Regions from separate parts of the Homo sapiens genome. Here region 2 is linked to region 1. Evidence: read pairs that join two places in POLR2A ChIA-PET (ENCODE). Cell type or tissue: Panc1. All regions are shown on one strand.

Region 1 (2,500 bases):
ACTCCAGCCTGAGCAACAGAGCAATACCCTGTCTCAAAAAAAGAAAGACAGGAGATTGGGGAGGCTGAGGTCTCTTGTTTTATTATTCACTGCTGCCACCCCAACACCACATGTGGAAGCCACCACCACCACCACCACAAAAAAAGGTATCCACAGTTTTTTTCTTTTGAGACTGTCTTGCTCTGTCACCCAGGCTGGAGTGCAGTGGCGCCATCTCGGCTCACGGCAACCTCTACCTCCAGAGTTCAAGCAATTCCCCTGCCTCAGCCTCCTGAGTAGCTGGGATTACAGGGGCCCGCCACCACATCCAGCTAATTTTTGTATTTTTAATAGAGATGGGGTTTCACCATGTTGGCCAGGCTGCCAGGCTGGTCTCAAACTCCTGACCTCAAGTGATCCGCCTGCCTCAGCCTCCCAAAGAGCTGGGATTACTCGTGTGAGCCACTGTGCTTGGCCCCACCGCCCCACATTTTTTTTTTTTTTTTTTTTTGGAGATGGGATCTCACTCTGTCTCCCAGGCTGGAGTGCAATAACCAATCACAGCTCACTGCAGCGTCAACCTCGCAAACTCAGGTGATCTTCCTACCTCAGCCTCCTGAGTAGCCGGGACCATGGGCACGCACTACCATGCCCAGCTAATGTTTACAAAATTTTTGTAGAGACGGGGTCTCCCTATGTTGCCCAAGCTGGTATGTTCACTCTTCATCTCAAAACATAGCCAGGAAGCTCTAGCCAGGAGCACTTCTCTTTCCAACACCCTGAAAAACAGCTCATAAAGCTGAAATGGGGGCTGAGGGGCGTGCCACAAGATACATCCCAGGGGTATGGGAACTGGGAGCCTCACTGCGTGACCTCAGGCAAGGCCCTCCCCTCTCTGGGCCTCCTTTTCCTTGGCTGTATAATGAGGGATTGATCTAAATTGTCTCCCAGGGCCCTTTTACTTGGACCATGTGTCTCCCTCCCAAAAGGAAAAACTAGAGGGAACCAAAAGATGTGGGTGGTTTCCCTTGTTCCATCTCCAAGCCCCAAATTTGGATGAAAATGTCCAGTGTGACATAGATTTAATATAAACACTCGTGCATTAACACTCACAAATACCCCAAAAGGAGTCCCAGATGGGCTATTTTTATCCCTTAAAACACACACACACAGAAACACACAACACTCCAATCCCCATCACCCGCACTTGGTCAGTATCTCCAGTTGGTTTTTACGAGAAGAGAGAGTTCCAGTTAAAGGGAGCTAATTAAACAGCTTTGACTTGGGGCGGGAAAGAGGCTGTCGAAAGCCTCCTCGCTGGGCATGATGTCACCACAATTGTGCGTTTCTCATGACCCAAGAATGTGAATGTGTTTGCACTGCACGTCGGAGCCAGAGCCGGTGATGCAAGCACAGCCTGGTAAACAGGCCCCAGACAGGCAGGCCCTGTGAGGAGCCGTGGTGCAGAGGCCTGGCAGGGGCCCAGCTAGTGTTTAACTCCTTCCTGGCAGAACTGGCTGCTGGGCCGCTAAGGTTTGGTCAAGGAGCCTTCTCCACCCGTCCCTGCTTCTCTCTGAGGCACAGTCCCTGTTAGTGGCAAGCCGTCAATCTGGAGCCACAGTAGACCTGCATTCCCACCCACCTGCAGGTTTTGCTCGCTCAGGAGCCTTGGGTAGGTGACTCTCTGGTCCCGAGTCTCAGTTTTCTTATCTGTACAATGGGAAGAGGAATCAGGCCCTCAATCTCATACCTACAGCTCCAAGTTCAGAAAATTCAGACAGCCAGAGGCTTTTCTGCACACTTAGTGAAAACTCATTCAGGAGCAATATCTGACCTGGATTGACTGAGGGTGTGCAATCTGTTCATTTCACTTAGAGTCAATACTCACACTTCTAGCTACAGAAATATTCGTATGTTTCATTGGAGATGGATGGATCCAGACCCCACTGGATTACCTTTTAAAATCTAAAAAAATCCTGAATTCTGAGGCTGGGAGCAGTGGCTCATGCCTGTAATCCCAGCACTTTGGGAGGCCGAGGCGGGAGGATCACTTGAGCCCAGGAGTTTGAGGTTGCAGTGAGCCATGACTGTGCCACTGCACTCCAGCCTGAATAACAGACCGAGACCCTGGCTGAAAAAAACAAAAATGAATTCTGAAACCTATCCAGCCACAAGTGTGTTGATCAGGTCTTATGGGCCTGAGGCACCTGCCTCTAGCCTGTTGGGAAACTTACTGAGCGACTGCCTTCTGCTAGAATGTCAGCCCCCAAGGACAGGGCTTAACTCTGTCCCCGATGTGTCTGCAGCAGCCAGTGCAGTACCTGGCATGTAGCAAGCACCCAAACAATAGTTCTTGAATCTTTAGCTGAAGTTATTCATCCCCCATACATGCCATGGTGGTGAATATGGGAAACTGAGGCCCAAGCCTCTGAGCTGGTCTGCCCTAGATCTTTTCCCACAGATGATGTTCTGACTTTCCCCCCAAAAAGGTAGCTGTTCACCTTTCTCTGCCAGCAGCTCA
Region 2 (2,500 bases), 380 kb before region 1:
TTTCCTGCTGGATTAGTATTACCAAAGCCTCCTGTTCTTTTCACTGTACTCTTCCTAGTTTTATGTAAGGTAACAGCAACAATTGAGCAATCATTTTTCCTGGGGAGGCAGACCACGGAGTCGAGGAACTAATAACTAATTTAATTTCTCCAGTATAATCAGAGTCGATTATTCCCATATGTACAGTAACACCTTTTAAATTCAGACTAGACCTTTCAAATAATAGACCTACTGTTCCTGAGGGTAAGGGTCCCCTAACTCCCGTGGGGACCTTTGGTGGCTCCCCAGGAAGTAAGGAGATGGGAATTGTGCTGTAGACATCTATGGCAGCACTGCCTGCTGAGGCGGGGGACAACTGTTGTACGTTTGTAAGGGTACTGGCTGTGCCGGGTATGCCTTGGTTTGTTGAGGGGCTCGAGGCGGGCCCCTCTTCCCATTTCCCGAAAGAGGTTGTCCATCTTTGCTAAATTTATAATGACACTGACTTTCCCAGTGATTGCCTTTCTTACACCGGGGACATACACCGGGACTTTTCTGTTGATTGATGGTAGTTTTTGCCTTTTGATTTCCTTTTCTACATTCCTTTCTTGTGTGTCCAAATTGCCCACAATTAAAGCAAGATCCTGAGAAATGGGGCATATTGTTTCCTACTCTTAAACCAGCCATAGTCTGATCTAAAAGAGTAGCCTTATATAAGTTACCTCCAATGCCATCGTAAGCCTTAATATATTCAGCTAAATAAGCCTTCCCTCTCAGGGGTCAAATAGCAGTTTGACACTCTGCATTAGCAGTATCGTATGCACGAAGCTGTGTTACAACATCCTGTGCTGTTTTATCAGTTATGGCTTTATACACAGCCTCTTGGAGTCAAGCAATAATATCAATATATGGTTCTTTGGGTCCTTGTCAGACAGAACTGAAAGAGGGATATTTTTCCCTTGTAACATTTATCCTTTCTCATGCCTGTAAGCACACAAAGTGCAGCTAAACAATGGCAACATCCTTCATTACTGCTTGATTTTCTAATCGACCCCAGTTGGGGCCAACTCCCATTAACCGTTCAAAGGAAACAGGCACAGGTGGCTGCACTTGTGTGTTTTCCCTTGCCTGAGTTTGAGCTTCATCAGTCCACCAAGTTTTAAACTGTAAATACTGAGACGGAGTGAGAACAGATTTTGTCAACGTATCCCAATCATATGGTATTAATTTATTATCAGAGCCATATTTTTAAAGTTTGCACAAAAGGAGGGTTCGGTCCGTATTGACTAATGGCGTCCTTCAATTCCTTTAGTAACTTAAAAGGAAAAGTAGCCCAATTAGCTATATTAGCCCTGCCTCCCTACTGGATTATAGTAACGGGAAATTGCCATGCTTCAAGGTCTCCCTCAGCTCTAGCTTTTTGAATAGAATTTTGTATAGCACCACCAATTGCTCCAGTTTTAATGTTGCAACTACAGAAGCAGTAAGTTTTTCGGCTAATTTATTTTCTTGCCCATTAAAGGGAGAGAGAGGAGGTGGCCATTCACTTAATTCAGCAGGTGGAGCCGACAGGCTAGTAAAACATACTTTTTTCAGTTTTCCTTTCTTTCATCTCCTCCGGTAGCTGTTCCTCACACTCAGAATCTGAAGTTAGTTTTTTACACTTGTCCTCCTCTTCCTCATCTGAATCTGCCTCATGATCTGTTTGAAATGGCTTAAGAGCTGCCTTTATTAGCACCCACATTGACCAAACGGAAACTAGAACTTCTGCTCCCTCTTTATATGCCTTTTTAAAGTCTCCCCCAGTTCTCTCCCATTTATTCAACTCCATAGTCCCTTGTTCAGGAAACCATGGGCAAAACTGCTTTACTGTACTAAAGAGTGATTAACAAATTGTGAGTACTAACTTTCATGCCCCCCTCTTTGTAATAAATGCTTTAAGAAATCTAAATAAGCAGAATGTCTGCTTTCACTTTGTCCCATTGTTACCCTGGTTCTTCCCAGTGCTCAGCTTTCCTGCCGAGCTTCTTTTAGACGTTCGACGTTCTTGGGTGTCCTGTGACAATGTGTCCTCCGCTTTCACATGCTCTAGTGTTCCTTCACCGGGGTCTTTGTCGCCCCACGTTGGGCAGCCAGGAATGTTGGGGTGATCAGACCCAACACCAGGTTGTGGGGACGACGAAGTCTGGTGGAGTCAAAGGAATGAAAAAAAAGTTTGAGAGAGAAAGTGGGACCAGGGGTCATGGCGAGTGTGGAAGCTGCAAAGGCCCTGGAGCTCTGGAAGCCCATGCTATTTATTGATGCTCAAACAAAGAAACAGTTGGTGAGGATGTGGGAGTTGAAAGGAAACAGTGTATCAAGTGAATGAGAAACATATAGCTGCTTGAGATAATGGGAGTGCTAGAAGCAAGGAGCCAGCAATTCTAGCAGACATGCAACCCCTGCCTCAGCTTCTCTCCCAACACTCAGCTTTTCTCCCAACACTGTTTGAAGGCAGGGACCAAGGATCCTCCAAGATTCA

The links. Peaks named below come from ENCODE experiments on the same cell type or tissue, not always from the same donor. Only the 100,000 strongest peaks of a DNase experiment are listed, where the experiment ranks them.
Region 2: POLR2A ChIA-PET joins it to region 1 with 15 read pairs; 1 of 35 experiments calls an interaction of 5 or more read pairs at or near these places.

What each region holds. Positions count from the first base shown.
Region 1 is chr22:31,054,396-31,056,895 of GRCh38, forward strand. No RefSeq gene overlaps it. Among named protein-coding and RNA genes, the nearest start is that of SMTN, 26 kb to the right of the region's middle. In Panc1, no CTCF peak of the experiment used is centred here; a DNase peak (open chromatin) is centred at 1,366; H3K27ac peaks cover 773 bases.
Region 2 is chr22:30,677,465-30,679,964 of GRCh38, forward strand. No RefSeq gene overlaps it. Among named protein-coding and RNA genes, the nearest start is that of DUSP18, 11 kb to the left of the region's middle. In Panc1, no CTCF peak of the experiment used is centred here; no DNase peak of the experiment used is centred here; H3K4me3 peaks cover 241 bases.